Linked DNA regions of Homo sapiens: region 1 is linked to region 2. A link is an interaction called in ENCODE POLR2A ChIA-PET data of the cell type or tissue named here. Cell type or tissue: OCI-LY7. All regions are shown on one strand. Links, peaks and the distances in the headings refer to the core of each region. The heading gives the core; the rest is flanking DNA. Region 1 overlaps PXK (PX domain containing serine/threonine kinase like). Region 2 overlaps PXK (PX domain containing serine/threonine kinase like).

Region 1 (11,896 bases), core at 686-5,685, 55 kb before region 2:
TAACTCAAAATGGATTCAAAACCTAAACATAAGACCTAAAACTATAAAACTCCTAAAAGAAAAGACACAGGGGAAAAGCTTCTTGACACTGGATTTGGCAGTGATTTCTTGGATATGACACCAAAAGCACAGGCAATAAAAGAAAAAAAATTAAACTTCATCAAAATTTAAAACTTTGGTGCAGCCGGGCAAGGTGGCTCACGCCTGTAATCCCAATACTTTGGGAGGCTGAGGTGGGTGGATCACTTGAGGTCAGAAGTTCAAGACCAGCCTGGCCAACATGGCAAAACCCCGTCTCTACTAAAGATACAAAAATTAGCCAGGTGTGGTGGTGCACGCCTGTAATCTACTTGGGAGGCTGAGGCAGGAAGATCACTTGAACCTGGGAGGGCGGAGGTTGCAGTGAGCTGAGATTGTGCTGCTGCACTCCAGCCTAAGCAACAGAACGAGCCCCTGTCTCCAAAAGAAAAAAAGAAAAATAAATAAATAAATAAATAAATAAAACATTGGTGCAACAAAGAAAAACGGAGTAAAAGACAACTCAAGAAATGGGACACAATATTTGCAAATCATAGGTCTGATAAGGGGTTAATATCCAGAATATATAAAGGAACTCCAACAACTCAACAACAAAATATAAGTAACCCAATTAAAAAGAGGCAAAAGACATAGACATTTCTCTAAAGAAAATATACAAATGGCCAAAAAACATATGAAAAGACACTCAATGTCTTTAGTCATTAGAGAAATGTAAATCAAAACCACAATGAGACATCACCTCACAGCCATTAGGATAGCCACTATTAAAATAATAAAATAAATGTTGGTGAGAATGTGGAGAAACTGAAGCCCTTGTACACTGCTGGTGGAAATGTAGAGTAGTACAGCTGCTATGGAAAACAGTATGGAGGTGACTCAAAAAACTACAAAATGGAACTACCATATGAGGAATTCCACTTCTGGGTATACATCCAAAAGAATCAAAAGCAGGATCTCAAAAAGATATTTGCACACCCATGTTCACTGCAGCATTATTCATGACAGACAAGAGGTAAAAGCAGCCTAAATGTTCATCAACAGATGAATGGATAAAAAAAGTGTGGCATATACATACAATGGAATATTACTCAACCTTAAAAATAGAAGGAAATCTTGTTACATGTTACAATATAGATGAACCTTGAGGACATTATGCTAAGTGAAATAAATGATCCACAAAAGGACAAATACTTATATAAGGTTTCTAGAGTAGTCAAGATCACAGAAACAAAGTAGAATAGTGATTGCCCGGAGCTGTGGGGAGGGAGAAATGGGGAGTCATTATTCTATGGGTATAGAGTTTCAGGTTGTAAGCTCTAGAGACCTGTTATACAATAATGTGAAGATAGTTAACACCACTGAACTGTACACTTAAAAATGGTTCAGAGAGTAAATTTTATATTGTATTTTTTATCACAATTAAAAATTTAAAAATTAGGTCAGGCACAGTGGCTCACACCTGTAATCCCAGCACTTTGGGAGGCCACTTGGGGCCAAGAGTTCAAGACTAGCCTGGGCAACAGTAAGACTCTGTCTCTACAAAAAAATTAAAAAATTAGCAGGGTGTGGTGGTACGCGCCTGTTGTCCCAGCTACTCAACAGGCTGAGGCAGGAGGATTACCTGAGCTCAGGAGTTTGAGGCTGCACTGAGCCCCGTCATTGCACCACTGCACTCCAGCCTGGCAACAAAAAATCGCCTACTTCAAAAAAAAAAAAATTAAAATTAAAAATTAAAAAAATTGGCCGGGTGCAGTGGCTCACACCTGTAATCCCAGCACTTTGGGAGGCCGAGGTGAGTGGTTCACCTGAGGTCGAGACCAGCCTGACCAACATAATGAAACCCCATCTCTACTAAAAATACAAAAATTAGCCAGGCGTGGTGGCGCATGCTTGTAATCCCAGCTGCTCAGGAGGCTGAAGCAGAATTGCTTGAACCCAGGAGGCGGAGGTTGCAGTGAGCCGAGATCATGCCATTGTACTCCAGCCTGGGTGACAAGAGCGAGACTCCGTCTCAAAAGAAAAAAAAATATTTAAAAAATTATATAAAGCTTATTGGAACATACATAAATTCAACCAGTTATTATAACTTCAGAGATATCTTCTTTGTGAGAGATTTATGTTCTGAATTTTGTAAGATTAAACTTTCCCAGCTTTCCCTGTTGGGAGACATTCCAAACAACAGCCCAGTTTGTTTCTGAGCCTATCATTTCTTTTTTTTTTTTGAGACAGAATCTCACTCTGTTCCCCAGGCTGGAGTGTACCGGCATGATCTCAGCTCACTGCAACCTCTGCCTCCATCATTTCTCCTTTTTTTTTTTTTTGAGACAGAGTCTCACTCTGTCGCCCAGGCTGGAGTGCAGTGGTGTGCTCTCAGTTCACTGCAACCTCTGCCTCCCAGGTCTAAGCAATTCTCCTGCTTCAGCCTCCCGAGTAGCTGGGATTACAGGCACCTGCCACTAAGCCTGGCTAATTTCTGTATTTTTAGTAGAGATGGGGTTTTGCCATGTTGGCCAGGCTGGTCTGGAACTCCTGACCTCAAATGATCCACCTGTCTCAGCCTCCCAAAGTGTTGGGATTACAAGCGTGAGCCACCACGCCCGGGCCATTTCTTAATTTATTAGCTTTTTAAATCATGAGGAGTCTGGTCCTGGAAGATAAGACCCCCAGATCATGTTGAACTTTTTGTCTTTATTATTCTGTAAAAATTTCAAATTAAAAAAAAAGCTGTAAGTAGGTAATACAGTCACATGGTTTAAAATCCCAAAGGTATAAAAGGGCACATACACAGTGAAGTCTCCCACCTACTTCCATGGAGGAAACCAACATTACCAGTCTCCTGTATATCTTTCCAGAAAGTCAGTGTACATACAAGAACTAATGTTGGATTTTAAAATCATACTATCTTTGCTGCATAGGCTCTCTGGCTTAGGGGAAGAGCGAGGTCTAGTACTAACTCCTGAATCCTAAAGGCCAGACTGTCAGGGTTGGAGGAGAATATATTTATTGACAAGGCTGAAGAAATTTGCTAAGATGCTTCAGTGAAGAAGACATTAAATTTAAATGTTTTTTTCTCTCCTACTTCAGATCCAAAGAAGCTATTATTGTCAGAATTCCTCTAACTGGCAAAACAGAACAGAGGAAAGCACCTCTCTCACTGACACAGTCTTCTAAACCCTCCCTTGGTTTTCTTTCTTTTTTTTGTTTTCTAAATTTATTTTCATCCTAATAGTATTACATGTTCTTTTGGAATATAGAAAGGAGAGGGAGAATTACCTTTTATCCTCCTACCCAAATCGCACTCATAGTGAGCACTGCCAAGAGCCATGGCCTGAACAAGGAGTTTCCGTAGATGACCTCAGTTGTCTAATGACAACAGACATGCATTACTCACCAATTTTACACATGAGTACATGCAGACTCAAAGATTAAGTGCTTGCCCATAGGTCAGTAGCTCTCAACTGGGAGCAATTTTGTACACTACCCCCCAGGAGACATTTAGCAATGTCTGGAGACACTTTTGGTTGTCACAGTGCAGGAGAGGGGGCAAGGAGTATCGTTGGCATCTAGTGGTGAGGTTAGGGATGCTGCTTCACATCCTACCGTGCACAGGCAGCCCTCACAACAAAGAATCATCTCACCCAAAACGTCAAATACCGTGGTTGAAAAACCCTGCTGTAGATAACAGCTAATATTGTAGGAACAAAGTAAGATATCATTCTGGTTTTTTGGGTTCCGAAGCCCATTCTCTTTCCATGACACATAACACCACTGCTTCCCAGGAGAAGACCTCCTTCCAGGCTTGTTTCTAGACAGATATGTTGTTTTACACATTACCTTATTTTTTTATACCTAAGCACAAATCTAAATCATTTTCCATATTACTACAATGTCTTTATCAATTTCACTTTTAATTATATTATCAAATAGATGTACCATAAATTATTAAACTAGCCCCTAATTGTAGGACATTTAGGTTATTTCCCAATTTTCCCTATTATATATCTTTTCTTTTTTTGGCTAAAAATACAGCTAACTTTCAAAGTCAACTTAGTTATGTCACAAACCAAAAAACGATATAATTGTCTTTACCTTAAACTGTGGTTTTTCAGAAGTGGTTAGTAAAACATCGCTGAATAATCTGTAAAGAAAAGAAACAAACAAAAATCTTTCTTGAACCACGTGCACTCTCAGACTAGGATGAAAGCAGATTAAGACACCTTTAGCCCATGAGGTCTCCCTTCCCTGCACCACATCCTCCAGCCCCTGGCCCAATCCACCATTCCATGTTCATTAACAAATGCAAAGGGATTTGCAGGTGGCCCAGTGTGACCCCCTTCCCACTGTGTTACTAGGGTATCTGGGCCAGCTGTGTACTAGAGGGGGTTTCCCTGCTATGGGCAATATTGCATTTTTAAGAAATTACTTTTGCGAATGCTAATTTGCAAAAATATCGCAAATAATATATGCGGTAGATATTTCTAAATAGAATAGTTTTCTGCTATTTTTCTTGCCTCAGAAGAGGATAAAATTTATTCTAGAGTTCAGTAACATAAAAATGTTCAAGTAAGTAGAAAGGAATTGTCCTGATTGGAATCTAACAGGAAAGTAATTTTCTTCTAAGTATTTCTCATACTTCATTTTTAAAAGTAGTAGCTTTTGGAGTAAATCAATTCTCTCTTCAAAAATATGTTACTGGCTGGGTGCGGTGGCTCATGTCTTGTAATCCCAGCACTTTGTGAGGCTGAGGCAGGCGGATCACTTGAGGTCAGGGTTTCGAGACCAGAGTGGGCAGCATGGTGAAACCCCATCTCTACTAAAAATACAAAAATTAGCCGGGTGTGGTGGTGCGTGCCTATTGTCCCAGCTACTTGGGAGGCTAAGGCAGGAGATTCCCTGGAACCCAGGAGGCAGAGGCTGCAGTGAACCGACATTGCACCACTGCACTCCTGCCTGGGCAACAGAGCAAGACTCCATCTTAAAAAAAAAAAAAAGGGTATGTTATTGCAAAAAAGTAAACAACAGACACCGGGTCTATTTAGGGGGAGAGGTGGGGAGAGCAGCAGAAATACTAAATATTGCGTACTGGGCTTAATAGCTGGGTGATGAAATATGTACAACAAACCCCCATGACATGTTTACCTATGTAGCAAACTTTCGCATGTACCCCCACACCTAAAAGTTAAAAATAAAAATAATAAAAAATGATTTTAAAATTACCCATGTGACCAAAAAAAAAAAAAAAAAGTATATTATTAAAAACAATAGCATGGGCCGGGTGCAGTGGCTCACACCTGTAATCTCAGCACTTTGGGAGGCTGAGGCAGGTGGATCACCTGAGGTCAGGAGTTCAAGACCAGCCTGGCCAACATGGTGAAAACCCTGTTTCTACTAAAAATACAAAAACTAGCCGGGCATGGTGGCACGCACCTGTAGTTCCAGCTACTCGGGAGGCTGAGGCAAGAGGATCACTTGAACCCGGGAGGCGGAGCTTGCAGTGAGCCAAGATCACACCACTGCACTCCAGCCTGGGTGACAGAGCAAGACTCTATCTAAAAAAAAAAAAAGAAAAGAAAAGAAAAAAACAATAGCATGAACTGGGTGACCTGGGCACAGTGGCATTCGCCTGCAGTCCCAGCTACTCCACAGCTAGAGGTGGGAGGACCCTTTGAGCTCAGGAGTTTAAGATCAGCCTGCATAACATAGCAAGACTCTCAAAAAGAAGAAGGGGGGAGAGAGAGGGGGAGGGGGAGTGCGAGGGGGAGGGAAAGAAAAGAGGAGAAGAGAGGAGGAGGAGAGGGAAAGAGGGAAAGCAATAGCATGAACAACTCTGAACTGCTGGGTAAAACAGGTCAAAGAATAGAAATGGTTGCTTGGGTAGCACCCAAACAGCTATAAGTGAGTCTTTCTTTGAATATGCCTCCTGCCCCTCCCCTATTTTTTAAAGAGATGGAGTCTTGTTATGTTGTCCAGGCTGCCCTGGAAGTCCTGGGCTCAATCAATCCTCCCATCTTGGCCTCCTGAGTAGCTGGAACTACAGGCATGTGCCAGTATGCCTGGCTGAATATCCTGCGCCCCCAGTTTGTTTTATTTTTTATTTTATTTTATTTTTTTGAGATGGAGTCTCACTCTGTCGCCCAGGCTGGAGTGCAGTGGCGCGCTCCAGTGCAAACTCCGCCTCCTGGGTAGCTGGGACTACAGACGCCCGCCACCACGCTCGGCTAATTTTTTTGCATTTTTAGTAGAGACAGGGTTTCACCGTGTTAGCTAGGATGGTCTGGATCTCCTGACCTTGTGATCCACCTGCCTTGGCCTCCTAAAGTGCTGGGATTACAGGCATGAGCCACCACGCCTGCCCCTCACTTTGTTTTATTTTTGAGACAGGGTCTTACTCTGTCATCTAGGCTGGAGTGCAGTGGTGAGTTCACAGCTCACTGCAACCTCAAATTCCTAGGCTCAAGCGATTCTACCACCTCAGCCTTCCAAGTAGCTGGGATTATTACTTGGTGCACACCACCACGCCTAGCTAATTTTGTTGTTGTTGTATTTTTTGTAGAGATGGGGTTTCGCCATGTTGGCCAGGCTGGTCTTGAACTCCTGAGCTCAAGTGATCCACCTGCCTCAGCCTCCCAAACTGCTGGGATTATAGGTGTGAGCCACCGCGCCCAGCTATATTACTCTTTTTTAAAGATGGGAACTTCATCACAAGTAGAAATGACAGGATTAGCTTTCCCCACAGGGCTCTTCAGGGCCCCGCCTGTCCCTCAGCCACACATCTCTTTACTTCCAGAGGACACATTTTAATTGAACATGGTTTACGCCTGTCCAGGAGCTCTTCTCATAGCTGAAGCCCACATCGTAGAAAGACTTAGGTGAAGAAAAAAATATTTGGATTCACTTAAGGACTGGAAGACTGAGAGAAAGATGTAAGAGCTTTGGAATGGGGAGTGTAAATGCAAACTCAAGTAAATCAACCTGTATATAGGCTATTTCCTAAGTACAAGTGCATTTTGCTAGAAAAGTTTGTGTGAAAGTTGTTTTCCAAACTGGGTCTGTTTTTCCATATTCACATTGTTTGTTTTGTTTTGAGACGGAGTCTTGCTCTGTCACCCAGGCTGGAGTGCAGTGCTGAGATCTTGGCTCACTGCAACCTCTGCCTCCCCAGTTCAAGTGATTCTTCTGCCTCAGCCTCCTGAGTAGCTGGGATTACAGGAGTGTGCCACCATGCCCAGCTAATTTTTTATATTTTCTTAGTAGAGACAGGGTTTCACCACACGTTGGCCAGGATGGTCTTGAACTCCTGACCTCAAGTGATCCACCCGCCTCAGCCTCCCAAAGTGCTGGGATTATAGGCATGAGCCACTGCCCGGCCCACATTATTACATTATTATTAATGGTTGCTGGTTTGGCGACAGACGCTTCAGTGTCTGTGGAACAGTAGAATGTCACATCCACGGGGCAGGGGCTTGGTTTCCTCTTTTCATTACAGTGCCTAGGACAGCAGCTGGCCTCCAGAAGGCCCTCTCTAAACACTTGTGGAAAGAAAGAACCAGGAACCGGAAGTTATCTCTACCTTCTCTGAACTCTGGCTACATGCCCTTCAAGCTGTCCCCTGCCTCGTTTCCCCATATTATTGTTTTCAGAGTATATCTGTTATATAATACGCTGGTGCAGACAAAGCACCAGATACACTGCATGGTGTGTGATATTCAAAAAAGATCAGCTGATTCAGTAGTAAGCATAACTAACACTTAATGAGCACATATTAAGTGCCGGGTCCCTACTAGGAATCACCTCATTAAATCCTCCCAACTACCTTCTGAGGTGGGAACTTATTATCATTCCCATTTCACAGTTCACAAAACTCTACTTCCAGAGGTTAGGAAATTTGTCTAAGGTCACCCAGGTAGAAGTGGTGAAGCTGGAATCCACCTCCAGGTCTGTCCCACCCCAGGCACACCCTTCTTAACCACTCTGCTGCCTTTCCATGAAAGAACAGAAAATGCACCTGAAGGGAAGGCCCCACAGCACTATTTCAGCTGCCCTGGTTATCTACTCATAATCCAGTTTCAGAGAAAATGTCTTCTGAGCTCCAAGACCCTAGAACAGTGCCTGGTACATGCTAGAGTTTAATAAATAGTACCCAGTGAGTAAATTCACAAGCAGAAGCATGGGTGCTCAGAAACACGTTGCCCTCTTCCTGGAGGGCAGACCCTTCAAGGCCCTGTGACTTGTGAACTATGCACAGCTGGGGGCCAACTGGTTTGCTGATGCAGGGTCAGAAAGGAGCCACTTGAGAGGGCCCTCCTTCAGTATTTCCTAAGCTGGGGGCTGCGACACATACGCACACCCAATGCTAATGTACGTACACACAATGCTAACGCTGAGTGAGGAGATACACGTGAAAATGACACAGATGTTAAAGGATAGCCATCAGACCAGGAGAGCACAGAGGTCACAAACAAAGGGTGAGGATATCATGCTGCAAGTGCCCATCAGCAAGCAGGCCACGCCAACTCTGCAGGGACCGCAAGAATCTTTACTACAGTACCAGGTGCTTGGACACAGTGGTCTGGTGTTCAACATAGTTATCAAGATTACAACCAACGCATATGATTGACTTACGGCATCTGTAAGAGCCGGGAGATGGTAGGCATGCCATTTTTACAGGCTTCACAAGACAGCGTAGACTCCAACACGGCCACTTGAAATGAACAGATACACATTTTAGTTCCACAGAACACGCTGGCAAATCCACTTGCTGATGAAAAGTTTAACACCACTTTGCAATAACTGTCTGCGGGCTGATCAGGACAGTGTCAAAAATCTTCACACACAGACAGATGGCATACGTGGGGTGGGGGAATGCTGGCAACACTGGCGTTACCGATGACTCAAAAGAAATGGTTTAGAAACTACATGCTGACAGAAAGCTAAATATATTTCAAAGATAACTGGAGGAAGGATTCAAGATATCATTCATAAAAGTGTTTGTTCTCTTGAAAGAGATGTAAACACTACACAGAAGTAAAATTCTGAACTTGAAAGACATTTTGCTGCTTGCCTGCTTTTCATCAAAACCAGCACACAAAATGCCAATTGTTGATATCTCATCATCCAACACCTTGGATGCTATTAACAGGAGCAGCCAGATTTTTCTACCCACAGGTCACTGTTCAGTTTCAGCGGTTCAAATTCAACACAATATAGTCCCAGGGCCTGTTCTCTTGAATTGCCTCTTTTGACACAATAACGCTTGGTGAAGGGTGGACTTGAGTATCTCCAAGGCACAGGGGTCCAAGAGCCACCCTGCCCTCCCCTCTCTCTGCTCCAGCTGTGGGTGCCAGCCTGGCTGTGGAGGGGATGAAAGGGTCCTGGATGAGTCTGTACCAGTTCCTGCATCCCTCCTTCCTAAAGGTGCTCTCACTTGTCCTCCAGCTCCCCTCAGCCCCCGCAGGTAATGCTGTAAGAGCTCCTGGATCCAATTTGTCTTGGTGTCTGCATTCCTGCCTGCCTGCCCTAGGTCTGGGCCTGCTAGGCTCTTATCTACTAGGCTTCTGGCCTATGGCATTCTTGTTTTGTTTTGTTTTCGTTTGAGGCAGAGTCTTACTGTGTCGCCCAGGCTGGAGTGCAGTGGCGCAATCTCGGCTCACTGCAACCTCCACCTCCCAAGAGGCGGGTTCAAGCAATTCTCGTGCCTCAGCCTCCCAAAAAGCTGGGATTACAGGCATGCACCTCCACGCCCAGCTAATTTTTGTAATTTTAGTACAGATGGGGTTTCATTATGTTGGCCAGGCTGGTCTCAAACTCCTGACCTCATGTGATCCACCCACCTCGGCCTTCCAAAGTGCTGGGATTACAGGTGTGAGCCACCATGCCTGGCCTCTCTTGTTTCTTACAAGTCTCACTTCAGTCTTGATCTGACGTCTGACACCTGCCTGGGTCCTCAAGACTGGCTTCAAGTTGCCTGGCTCTAGCTTCTGCATCACACTCATGCAGGCCATACTTCTCTTTACATCCTCCTGCTTCCAAAGCTCTAAAGCATTTTGCAAAAAGTTCCCAGAAATTTCAGATAGCCTGGCAAATGGACAAGCCACCTGAATTTTCACAGAAGTGTATTTAAGTAAACTACTCAAATTTGGTCTACTTTTAAATTTTGTAAGAATTTCTGGCTGTGGAGGACAGCAACTTCCTCTGGGTCTTTCCTGGACTCTGGAAAGGGGATGAGTGGCTCTGCACACTACTAGGGCCCAGAAGACCCTTCCCAACCCCATACTGACCCACAGCCATGGACGGGGCAGGAGGGAAGGAGTCCACAGGCACCGAGTCTGGCGGTCGTCCATAAGTCATTTCATACAGTAAGTGGCCAAAGCAGTGGACATCCACACTTTCCAATGTCTGTGGAAGAAAGAGTAGCAGCGTGTTCACCCTTCACTTTGGCTTTGTGGACCCTCGCGCTCCTGCCCCAAGGCTTCTCTGAGAAACAAAGCCCAGGGATAGCCCCGTTCCTAATTGGTAACGTAAATGCAACTCCAAAGCCTTCTGTAAAACCTCATGAGGTATCCCAAAGGTCTTGGTCCGACCCTCCACAGTTTTCCAATCAGTGAGTCCACCTCCCTCCTTACCCCACCCGCCATTTCAACTCAGCCTCCCAGAGATACAGCAACGCTGCAAGGGCTGACGGGCAAGGCCTGTCCCAACTATACCTTTCACTACTTGGTGCATATTTCCTACATGGGCAGATCATGGGGATAACTGACACCTAAAAATGAACCTGCTATTTCATTACTTTAGCAACTTACATTGATTTTCCTGAATTGTGAAAAATAAGATCGGTAGAAGGAAGGCAGGCCCAATAAGGAATTCTCAAGGTCCAGCAGCCGGCAAGTGTCCCCATCGAGCATCACATTGGAGGCGTGAAGATGCCCATAAGGGAATCCCTTGTCATGAAGAAACTTCAGTACCTATCAAAACATATGGGAAAGTTACATTTTCCCCAAACTCATTCAGATATAAGACAAGTTAAACTTTGTTTTTTAGTCAATATATTTTGAAACAAAACCAAACAGGTCACTGAGAAGATTCCTGAAGAAAAATGCCACCTCTACCCATTTGTTTGGAAAAGGAAGTGAAGCTGAATGCTTTCCAGTTTTGAGGCTGTGAGATGCAACATCAGTTCTTTCTTTCCTCAAAAGAATAGAGAAGCAGCCTGCATATGCTTGGAATTAATAACTCTGATGCCAAAAGGCTCTGCTTTAAGCACTTTCTGATTCCAATAGGCCAGCTCTCTTCAGGGCAAAGTCTTGATCCTCCTGCATAGATGAGTGAAGCTATCTTATCAGTGCTTCTGCCAGTAATTCAGAAAAAGGGGTTGAACTAGAAAACATCTCTAGTTCAGTCTCTCCTCCAAATATATTTAGCTGTTTATTAATAGGAACACACAACAGGATCCCAGAAAAAGCAGTAAATATTTCCGCTGCCATATAAATAATCAGTGGCTTACCCAGTAAGAGAGATGCTTAGATATAGCCCTGCAATGTCCTGGTGAACTAGAGCAGTGATAGGCAAGTGGGGTGCCCAGAGCAATTCACTAAGGACTAGAAGAAAATATTACAACTTCTCTTCATAGTTGTTGTTTTTTAAAAATGTTATTTTTTTAACTTATAATATACAAAATATATTACTAGTATGCTGTCTCCATCCAAACAAATATAATATATATACACACATACACATATATGTATGTGCATAGTACACGCATATAATTTATAGTTAAATAGACATAACATTGGGATATTAAATTGGTTATTACTGATAAGGTTGCATAATCCCAGAAGCTTGGAGAATCCTGATCTAGAGG
Region 2 (11,896 bases), core at 4,235-9,234:
TCTTTACTGCCCTCTCCGATGTGGAACAGGATCGACAGAGTACATAAAAGAGAAGATAAAGCACCAAGGCCCATCAGGCATGGAAAGGAGAGCTAACAGCCCTGCAGGGCAGACCTGAGTCAGACGGATTTCAGCCTGCCACCAAACCCTGCCATCTGCTGCCACTTCCCCAAAGGGCCCACTCCTTTCTGCCCCTCCTCTTGACACAACACCCCCTATCTTGGCATGCCAGGGAGGCTGCTGTGTCAAGCCCTAGCATGTGGGCATTCTGGCAAATCACTGAGGTCTGGTGCTGAAGTTTTTCAAACTGGAAATGCACTTGCACCAGGACCACGTGATTTCTGACTTAAGTGAGGGAGGAAAAGAGATAATTAACTTAAAACCAGTACTGATCATGTGCTGGGAATTTTGCTAAGCCCCTAACCCAATACTTCTCATTAATCCTCACAGCCACCCTAGGTGGTAGATCTCAGCTCAGCGAGATCGAATGAGCTATCCAAGGTGGCATAGCTAGGATGCAGCTGGCTGGGAACTGGAACCCAAGTCCTGCTGACTCCCAAGACCCTCCAACCTGCCAGACATAGCTGGCAACCCGGGGAAGTCCTGAGGCCAGGCTCTTTCTGCAATTTGGAAAGGTGGGAGTCCTCACTAGTCCATGGACTGAGCTGGTTCACCCCAATGATGTAGACCCACTGACTCTTACCTGAGGGTGCAGAGGTGGGGGCTGTTATTCCCACACCTTTGGAATTGATTAATGCTCCCAACACTGGCCGTGCCATTTTCCAAGTAAGCATCCCCATTTGCAATTTGTTTTCCTGAGTTTCTGAAAGGGTATGTGGGATTTCACTGCACAGTAGTAGGTACTCAAAGGTACCTCGGTTTGGTGAAATTTTAGGAAAACTAAGTAGGAAAACGTATTTTGAACCTTTCTGGCCCCAAATTACTTTAGTGAGGCTACAAACACAAATTACTTTGAAATAAACGTGTTAAGTCGCTCAAGCCAAAACTTACGCAAACCTTCAAACCAGCCTAGCCCACGTAATTCTCTCTTCCCTTTCGGCACAGCTATCAGATGTGCCGTGAAACTTGAAGTACAGAAAAAGACACCAGCAGCTGTTCAGAGATGTTTTGCAGAACCTGTCAGTGTTCCCACCTCTCTACCCCTAAGGCAGAGCATCTCAACCCTGCTGCATTCTAGAATCACCTAGAGAACTTGAAAAGATACCTACACTTGTGCCCTCACAGATTCTGATTTAATTTGTCTGGCCTGGGCACAGGCATTAGCGGGTCTTCTGTTTTTTCTTTTTTTTTTTTTCCTTTTCTTTGAGACAGAGTCTCACTTTGTTGCCCAGGCTGGAGTAAAATTCACAATCTTGGCTCACTGTAACCTCTGCCTCTGTCTCCCAGGTTCAAGCGATTCTCGTACCTCAGCCTCCCAAGTAGCTGCGACTACAGGCGCACACCACCATGCTTGGCTAATTTTTGCAATTTTAGTAGAGACGGGATTTTACCATGTTGGCCAGGATGGTCTCGAACTCCTGACCTCAGGTGATCCCACCTGCCTCAGTCTCCAAAAGTGTTGGGATTACAAGCGCGAGCCACTGCCACCACACCTGGCCAGCAGGTCTTAAATGTTCCTCAGTTGATACTAATGTGCAGCCAGGGGTGAGAACCATTGTTCTAAACCTCTTAAAGAAATCGGGCCAGGCGCGGTGGCTCATGCTTGTAATCCCAGCACTTTGGGAGGCCGAGGTGGGCGATTCACAAGGTCAGGAGTTCGAGACCAACCTGGCCAACATGATGAAACCCCCATCTCTACTGAAGATACAAAAAAATTAGCCAGGCACGATGGTGGGCGCCTGTAATCCCAGCTACTCAGGAGGCTGAGGCAGGAGAATCGCTTGAACCTAGGAGGTGGAGGTTGCAGTGAGCTGAGATCAGGCCACTGCACTCCAGCCTGTGACAGAGTGAGAGACTCAGTCTCAAAAAAAAAAAAAAAACTAGGAAGCAGCTCCACACCACAAAAATAAAAAACCTTGCATGAGTGGAAGGAAACAGATGACGCAACCACCAACCAAACCTCATAATCTCCTCTACTCTCACCCATATCTCCCCACCTCCTCTTAAGGACTCAGCTCGTCTGTCTTTTTGGGGGTACGGTTGGTATCTAACCTGAGCCTCTAGAAATCCCTCACACTGGGCTCTGTAGTGGTGGCTCCCATAGGCACCACTCACACTATCTGCCAATGCCGTTTAAAGGAGCAAGAAAGAACTATTTCCCTCTGCTGGAGGAAATGAGTCTCTGAAGGATAGATGCCTTGACTAGAAAGTGGTGGATCTGGGAGAGGAGGCAGGCCTGTTTGTCTCCAGTGCCCATCAGCCACACCACCCCTCTGGGTTCACTCCGAAACTCACTTCTCCCCTGGCACTTTCTCTTCATAGGAAGGCCTGAAAAGAATGCTGAAAACAAGTGACCTGGCTGGAATCTACCACCACGCTACTTCTCTGCTCCAGGACCTTCCATGGCTCCCACTGGCTCACAGGGTAAATCCAAATTCCTCAGCCTAGCTTCCAAATTCTTCTACCACCTGACCAAACTGTCCTAACCCTTTCTTCCCATGCAAACCCTCCTCTACCCAGTCAGACTGTTTATAACCTAAATATCCCTTACTTATGCCCCTCTTTTCGCTGTTCTACCTATTCAAAATCACAGTGTCACACAGCACAACAGCTGCAGCCATAGGCAGCAGTCCACATCATCCTAGAGGACAGCAAGGTTTCTGAGGAAATTCTCATAGAATTCAGCTTGCAGGACTTCTGCTTAGCTCACTGGCCACCTGCCTGGCCACTTACAGTCCTTAATATTTCACTTAGAATTAGTGATTACTCCTTGCTCTGCTAAGTAGTCATTATTTACTGTCGTTTCATCTGCAGATTTTCAGTGCTAGAACCTACCTTTGTTTTGTTTCAATTTTTCTGCAATCTAATAATATGCAAAAACTGCCCCAAAACAAATGAAAATGTTAAGGGTTTTTAAAGGCATCTGAAGAATCATTACCGTATTAACCTAAATTTTGGCAGATGAATAAAGCCAAACGCATCTTCTTTTCAGCCACATGAAATAAATTTTGTTTAAAAATCTAATTCATAGAGACCGGGCACAGTGGCTCATGTCTGTAATCCCAGCACTTTGGGAGGCCGAGGCGGGCGGATCACGAGGTCAGGAGATCAAGACCATTCTGGCTAACACGGTGAAACCCTGTCTCTACTAAAAAATACAAAAAATTAGCCGGGCGTGGTGGCGGGCGCCTGTAGTCCCAGCTATTCGGGAGGCTGAGGCAGGAGAACGGCGTGAATCCGGGAGGCGGAGCTTGCAGTGAGCCGAGATCGCACCACTGCACTCCAGCCTGGGTGACAGAGCAAGACTCTGTCTCAAAAAAAAAAAATCTAATTCATAGAATCATGTGCTTTAACTTTAGCAAAAGAAGAGATGAAGCACACATTGCAAACACGCTTTGATCCCTGCAGTGAGATGAGCGTCATGATCATGCATGCTTCTCTTCTCCCTTCTCCGGGCCTTTTGAAGTCTACACTCTCCGCTGTGGGATGGTCTCCTGCCCTACCAGGAGAGCTGGTCTCCACACCGACTTCAAAGACAGCTGATGTTCCAGAGAAGAAAAACACTGCAAAGAAGCACTCCAAAATCCTTTTGACCTCAAACATGACTACAGAATGGATACAGCTTTTTAAATAGCCACTTCCTGCAGCATTCTATAGTATAATGACCCTTAAATGACACCCACGCAAATTACATAATTTGCTAAAATGGAAACCCAGTAATTCCATCTTACATCAAAGTAAAGAAAAAAAATACCAAACTTTAAAAATCTGAAGCTCAATTAAATAGTAATTAAAAACGAAATATAACTTTCACTTGTTCAATAATCCTCACAATGTCCTAAAACTCTACAAATGGATGAAGTGAACATGATCTCAGAGAACTACCCACTACATGTTTAGTAGGCTAGAATAGACAACAACATAGAAACTCGGATCCGCTGGAAATGATGCTTTTTCTTTGGGCTCTGGTATCTGAGGTGGCCAGCTCCTCATCCCTCACGCCCTTCACTGGCACTGACCTGAGTACCTGCTGGAGACTGAAGCGCTCCCTCCTGGGCCATGTCTCCTCTACCTTCCCCCTTTTCCACTGCCTCAAAGACAGGCCCCCTGGGAGCCCTTCTGGAACCTGAAGGAGGAGCTGGTCACTGTGTCATGATCAGCCACAATGTGCCATCCCTCCTCCATAGCACAGCCACAAGTCCCCAGCAGGGGAGGGCACACATTTTCCAGTCACAGAGATCTGGAACGAAGCCCAACGACTGCTTATTAGCTTTGCAGCCTAACTTCTCTGTGCTTCAGTTTCCTCACCTGCTAAATCACACCTTCAGAGTCATGGTGAATATGAAAGAAGACAGTATATTTAGAGCAGCCAGCACAATGGCCAGCTTTGTAACTGTTTTCTTCCCTGCTAAGAAAATAGCAAACACAAAGTGTCTGCAGGTGAGTATATCACGACTCTAATCAGCAAGCACAGAAGACGGTGGCAGCACTGTGAAGAGCACCCAGAAAAAACAAAAAGCAGCCATTCTCTTTAAATATGAGAAACAATTGTATCAGTCTCTGATTTCTAAGAAGGAGTACCATGACTCCAGCCTCTGTTGTCCTAGATTCTATGCCCACTTTTGGCTATTTTTTTTTTCCTACGTTTTTCAGGTTATCCTCAATGAGCATAAATTATTTTTACAATCAGGAAAAACAATTTTTGGAAAAGTTTCTCAGTTTGCTACACATGTAATTTAAAACATGATACTTTAAAATAAGAAATCCTGGCCAGGCACGGTGGCTCACACCTGTAATCTCAGCACTTTGGGAGGATGAGGCAGGTGGATTGCATGAGCCCAGGAGTTCAAGACCAGCCTGGGCAACATGGTGAAACCCTGTCTCTACAAAAAATACACACACACACACACACACACACACACACACACACACAAATAGCTAGCTGTGGTGGCGCACACCTGTAGTCTCAGCTATTTGGGGGGCTGAGGCGGGTGGATCACTGAAGCCCAAGAAGGATCATTTAAGCCCAGGGAGATGGAGGCTGCCGTGAGCCGTGATTGCACCACTGCACTCCAGCCTGGGCGATAGAGTGAGACCCTTTCTTGGAAAAATAAAATAAATTAAATAAGGAATCCTGAGTAATAAAGATTGAGATCATCTGAGCTTGGGTAAGAGCCTGGTATGTTATCAATGATAAATGCACCTTTTTTCCTTTGACAAGGGAGCTTTTGGTCATTTTACTACTCATCAGTACTTTCTGTGCTGGGGAGACTGGGAAAACAGAAGATGAAAGTAAAGTAAAGGAGCTCTTCTACTTGTAACAGGGCTGCTAAAGCATTTAGTGGGAGAGAAGCTTGAAACTATAGGCTGAAGTCAAGCTAGAAGTCCCTACTGGTTTTAATAATGGTCACCATCACTTAGGATAACGTACATATAAATCTATCCTTCCTACTCTGAGAAGGTTGCTGTGTCATCCTGAGACACTAGCTCCAATTTCATAACCAACTGTGGAAGTGACCACAGTACACATGCCATGCAGACACATATCTTCAGAGAGGGAGGTATAACTGCTCTGCTTATGGGGCACTTACTCTCTGCCTTCTAGCCCTCAGTTTACTCCATCTCCCAACAATGTCTGAAGGGAGGCGTCACTACATCTCTTATACAACAAAAACCCTGAAGCTCAGAGAGGGTAGATGCCTTAAACAAGGGCGCACCACTAGTATGTGATGAGAATAGACTCCACCCCAGGCCAGTCTGACCCAGGGGCACAGCGGTTCCTACCTTCTATGCCCTTGGACACAATACTTTCACATGCTCCAAGGACTCATTTTGATGAACAGAGTGCAGCTGGACAGGCAGAACCAGTCTATCAAGTCAGGGGGAAGCTGACAGGGTGAAGGGCAGAGTAAGGACAAGAACCCGGGCCTGGAGAATATGAGTTACTATAGCAATAGAGCTCTCAGAATACCACAACCACCTGGTTTTAATACCCCTATACTTTGCAGCCTACCTCCTACTACATGGACACAAACTGCTGGAGCTGAATGTAATGTGAGCACCACCTAGAAGTTATGTACAAGTAAGAAACTATTTTTTCTCCAAAATGTTAAGCAAGCCCCATAATGTACATTAGGCAGTTAAGAAGCAGTCGAAAGGAACATTTTTATAAGAACATGCCTAAAGTGGACATCAGGTTTATGTGATCCTCAGCAATTTGAATAGTAGTTAATTTCAGTTGTACAAAAACGGAACAGGGTCCTCCACAAAGCTGTTTTGCTTCTACACTGTGCTCCTGTTAAACTCCCCAAGGTACTAATAACGGTTGCACCTCAGTGAGCTTCCTTCCTGTGTGTTACTCTTAAAAACCACAGAGGCTCTGGGACTCAGTAGTCACAAAACCCCAATGGCTGCAGGGCTAGCAGGTTCTATCCGTTAAGCTCAGTCTTTCTCAACCAGTTCAGCAGTTTGAAGAGAGCAGTGACCTAAGGCTTGATATCCAATATGGTAGCCACTATGCACAAGGGACTACTGAGCTCTTGGAATGTGGATAGGGTGACGAAGGGACTGAATTTTTAGCTTAATTTTATTAGCCTAGTGGCTAAAATACTGGATAGTGTGCAGTTACAGACTGTTTATTTGCAGGTATAAACACAGATATTTATGAAAATGTGGCCAGGTGCTGTGGCTCATGCCTGTAATCCCAGCTCTTTGGGAAGCCGAGGAGGGTAGATCATTTGAGGTCAGCAGTTCAAGACCAGCCTGGCCAACATGGTGAAACCCCGTCTCTACTAAAAATACAAAAATTAGCCAGGCGTGGTGGCAGGAGCCTGTAATCCCAGCTACTCAGGAGGCTGAGGCAGGAGAATCGCTTGAACCGGGGAGGCAGAGGTTGCAGTGAGCCAAGATCACATCACTGCACTCCAGCCTGGGCGACAGAGTGAGACTCCGTCTCAAAAAAAAAAAAAAAAGATATTTATGAGAATGAAAGCATACTAAACATAGTGTGTTATGACTTGCTTTTTCTCTCACTTAATATAACATGGATCTCTCTCCATAACAACACATTTGGGATTTTATTTTTAATTTCTTTTGGAGATGGGGTCTGGCTCTGTCGCCCAGGCTGGAGTGCAGTGGTACAACCATAGCTCACTGCAGCCTTGAACTCCTGGGCTCAAGTGATCCTCCCACCTCAGCCTCCCTAGTAACTGGGGCTACAGGCATGAGCTACCATGCCTGGCAAATATTTTTAATGTCTGTATCTCTGCTGCCTAGTAGCCACAAGCAATATGTGGCTACTGAGCATCTGATATGTGGCTAGTCCCAATTGAGATATGCTGTAATTGTAAAATACACACCAGATTTCAAATACTTTTATGACAAGAGGAATGCAAAACATATTAATTAAAAAAAAGTACAGACAGGGTCTCACTCTGTTACCTAGGCTGGAGTGCAGTGGTGCAATCATAGCTCACTGCAGCCTCCACTGCCTGGGCTCAAGGGATTCTTCTACTCAACCTCCTGAGTAGCTGAGACTACAGGTATGCCACCACACCTGACTTTTTTTTTTTTTTAAGTTTTGTAGAGACTAGATCTTGCTATATTGCTTAGGCTGGTCTCGATCTCCTGGCCTCAAGCAATCCTCCCTCCTCAACCTGCCAAAGTGCTGAGATTACAGGCATTAGTCACTGCACCTAACATAGTAATAATTTTTATAATGATTCCATGTTGAAATTATAATATTTTGGATATATTGGGTTAAATATATTATTTAAATTAATTTCACCTGTTTCTTTTTACTTTTTTAACATGGCTACTAGAAAATGTAAAGTTACATATGTGGCTAGCATTATACTTCCATTGGACAGCACTGCCCTAAGGCCTCTGTCGTATGTAGTGAATTAACTCCATCCCTATGCAGCCAGAATGGAAGAACTGAGAAAACGGTCACACAAATCATTGTCTGGTTCTGTGGTTCAGAAGGAGACCACTAGCTTGTCCTCTTTCAACCAATGCTTAGTGGAGCCATCAATCAGGTCCACCACTCTGTAGGCCCTGACAACAGATCAGCTTAGGGATGGCTGCCAACTCTTACCTCTTTCATTCAAAGTTCACTAGTCAGCTGGGCACGGCAGCTCACACCTGTAATCCCAGCACTTTGGAAGGCAGAGGTAGGTGGATGACTTGAGGTCAGAGTTCAAGACCAGCCTGGCCAACATAGCAAAACCCCACCTCTACTGAAAAGACACAAAAATTAGCCGGGCACGGTCTCACGCGCCTGTAGTCCTAGCTACTTGGGAGGCAGGAAAATCACTTGAACCCGGGAGGTGAAGGTTGCGGTGAGCCAACTTCACACCACTGCACTCCAGCCTGGGCAACAGAGTGAGACTCAGTCTCAAAAAAACAAAACAAAGTTCATTAGCCTCATAGAAACCTTCAATCTTACTCTTTTTGCACCTCATTTTCTTCAACTACAAAACTGGGATAATAACTAATGCAATTCAAACTATCATGAAGGTAAAACAAAAATCTAGAAAAGTTTGGCAATTTCTTATAAAGTTTAGCCTATCACTCAGCAATTCCATTCCTAGGCATTCACTCAGGAGAAATGAAAAAATATATCTACACAAAGACTTTACCCAAATATTCATGGCAGCTGTATTTATAATAGCCCCAAACTGGAAATAACCCAAATATCTACCAACTGGTGAATGGATAACAAATGTTAAATCCATACAATGGAATACTACTCAGTAATAAAAAGAAACATATAACATCATAGAAGAATTTCAAAGCTTTACGTTAAGTAAAAGAAGCCAGACCAAAAAAAGACTATATTGTATAAGATTCCACTTATAGATGACATTCTATTAATAGAAAGGATTAAACAATAGTAACAGAAAGCAGATCAGTAGTTCCCAGGGACCAGAAGGAGGGCAGGGTCTGCAAAGGGGCACCAAGGAAACAACTGGAGCGATGAAAGTGGGTGTGTATATATATATTTGTCAAGATTTATCAAATTGTATACTTAAAATAGGTGAATTTCATTGTATGTAAATTTTACTTCAACAAAGTTGACCAGAAAGAGAGAAACAGAGAGAGAAAGAATTATCTAATCCCTTGAGCCCAGGAATTCGAGACCAGCCGGGACAACATAGTGAGACCTCGTCTTTATAAAAAATGAACATGGCCGGGCACGGTAGCTCACAACTGTAATCCCAGCACTTTGGGAAGCCGAGGCAGGTGGATCACTTGAGGTCAGCAGTTTGAGATCACCCTGGCCAACATGGTGAAACCCCATCTCTACTAAAAATACAAAAAAATTAGCCGGGCATGGTGGCACGCGCCTGTAGTCCCAGCTACTCAGGAGACTGAGGAAGGAGAATGGCTTGAACCTGGGAGGCGGAGGTTGCAGTGAGCCGAGATCGCACCACTGCACTCCAGCCTGGGTGACGGAGCCAGACTCCGTGCCCCCCACCCCACCCTCCCAAAAAAAGGACACAATTAGCCACATGTGGTGGCATGAGGCTGTGGTCCTAGTTACTCAGGAGGCTGAAGTGGGAGGACCGCTTAAGCCCAGAAGGTTGAGGCTACAGTGAGCCAAGATCACGCTACTGCACTCCAGCTTGGTGACAGAGTGAGACTCTGTTTCAAAAAAAAAAAGAAAAGAAAAAAGAAAAATAATTATAGAATTACTATAAAGCACTTGGCTTGGCACATAGTGAAAGCTTAAACAATGTCATCTATTATGACAAGTAACACTCCCTTTTCAGTATTACTCAAGGTGTCTAAAACCAAACAGACTCATCATCTTCCTGGGAAAACCAGCTACCCTTCATCTACCTTGTACTACTTCTCTAATAATTTCCTGATGCCTCTGTTTCCCTTGTGGCCTCTACTTGGCAGACTTTTCCTCTATTGTGTTCCTCCCCTCTCCCTGCCATAGACCTGAGCTGTGGCCTCTCTAACTTCACTGTTCCATTAGCATCCTTGACTCTCTTCTCTCCTTCCTTCACCCTTTCCACTGCACCTTGCACACAGACAGCAAATTAAGCTTCCTAAAATGCCACTTTTATGAGCCACACCTCCACCCAAACCCCCCCTCACTGTTGTTCAGATTCCTTAGCCTGGCATCCAAGAGGCCCCACAATTGGCTCTAACCTTTCTTTTCCATCTTTTACCCCACCCCAGAATCTTCACCAATAAACCCAGTTGGAATGAATGAACAAAGAAGGCAGGAACCAAGTCTGTCTTGCTTAGACCTGTACCCCAAGTGCCTAGGCCATGCCAGGAACACAGGGCATACTCACAGCAGTATCTGCTGAATGAACTAATGAACTCCTGAAGTCTACAAATGCAACCTTGACCTCAGAGAAGAATCATTCTTCAGATTTTTAAACTGAGATCCTTATGGTGGGTTACTAAGAGTCTGGAAGAGGATGAACAACGAGGTGCCCCAGAAGGTGTTTCAGGATATATACGTTAAAGGCTATAAGGCTTCTGTTTCTACTTTTCAAAAATAATAACTTAAATATCGATAAAACAATAACATAAATATTTTTTCCCTTTAACCTAGAATAGAGTAGGAGCTTCCAAATGGGCACACAGGAAGCATGGGATGAGTTGTGGAAGTCATGAGTATGCTCATAACTCAGTTGGTTTATCACAGTTTTTACCATTACACAGTATTTTAATTGACTTTGCTCTTAGTCATATATGATTTCATTTACATCCATAATAAACCGCTGACTAAATGTAGGCTCAAGCAATGCCAATGACAAAACACATGTTAGTGAGAAGTTAGTGAGAAATACAAGTGAGAATTATCATAAAAACGGTAATTCTACAAGTTGTCTGAAGATGCTGTTTCTCAGGGCCTTAAGTTGTATTCCTCTGAACACAATTTAAAAATATATATAGTTCAGATCCCAAACAATTTTTAGTAATATACTGATCTAAATAAAATATTTTTATATTTAAAATAACTTCCAGAGAGTCTGTACCATTCCCTATTACTATGAAAGGAGTTTGCAAGTTAGAAAAGGCTGAGGCATACTGATTTAGAACGTTTTCTCTAAAATGCTGGCTCCTCTGTTAACCACTCCGAGTTCCCTAAGCCCCAGGGAGGACCTGACCAGCCTCTCCCCTGTGCCCTGCTCTCCCAGGCAGAGGGGCCCTTTAGTACTTTGCTTCATCTTTGCTTTTGTGGCTGCTATATTGACTAGGATGTCAGCTCCCTGCTTCATTCATCTTTTTATCTTAATAGGCAGTACAGTGCCTGGCACGCAGAAGACTCTTTTTAAGTATCTGTTAATGTTCCTGAGATCAAATGTCTATGTACTGATGTTGGAACCCCTTTAGGGATTAACAAAAACTGAGAGGGGAAGAGCTGAAATGGGCATTTGCTGGGGGCTGCCTCCCTTCAGGTCTGGCCTCCGGGAGCTCATGGCTGAGCCCTATGGCCTGCCCACTTGTTTTTTGTTTTGTTTTGTTTTGTTTTGAGATGGAGTTTCACTCTTGTTGCCCAGGCTGGAGTGCAATGGTGCAATCTCGACTCACTGCAGCCTCCGCCTCCAAGGTTCAAGCGATTCTCCTGCCTCAGCCTCCTGAGTAGCTGGGATTACAGGTGCCCACCACCATAACTGGCTAATTATTTGTGTATTTTTTAGTAGAGATGGGGTTTCACCATGTTGGCCAGGCTGGTCTCGAACTCCTGGCCTCAGGTGATCTGCCCATCTTGGCTTCCCAAAGTGCTGGGATTACAGGCATAAGCCAC

Evidence for each region. Peaks named below come from ENCODE experiments on the same cell type or tissue, not always from the same donor. Only the 100,000 strongest peaks of a DNase experiment are listed, where the experiment ranks them.
Region 1: POLR2A ChIA-PET joins it to region 2 with 11 read pairs; 7 of 35 experiments call an interaction of 5 or more read pairs at or near these places.

The regions. Positions count from the first base shown.
Region 1 is chr3:58,396,143-58,408,038 of GRCh38, reverse strand. PXK (PX domain containing serine/threonine kinase like) reads right to left here. Exons shown (of 18, transcript NM_017771.5): 10 at 10,839-11,000; 11 at 10,317-10,434; 12 at 8,662-8,740; 13 at 4,129-4,177. Among named protein-coding and RNA genes, the nearest start is that of PDHB, 32 kb to the left of the region's middle. RefSeq lists an enhancer at 10,034-10,533. In OCI-LY7, for the core only: no CTCF peak of the experiment used is centred there; no DNase peak of the experiment used is centred there; H3K27ac peaks cover 747 bases.
Region 2 is chr3:58,344,553-58,356,448 of GRCh38, reverse strand. All of the region lies in intron 1 of PXK (PX domain containing serine/threonine kinase like), which reads right to left. LOC105377106 (a long non-coding RNA gene) reads left to right here and starts at 2,106. Exons shown (of 3, transcript XR_940876.3): 1 at 2,106-2,154; 2 at 2,443-2,544; 3 at 3,480-3,922. RefSeq lists an enhancer at 6,664-6,943. In OCI-LY7, for the core only: no CTCF peak of the experiment used is centred there; DNase peaks (open chromatin) are centred at 4,328, 6,068 and 6,478; H3K4me3 peaks cover 4,104 bases; H3K27ac peaks cover 5,000 bases.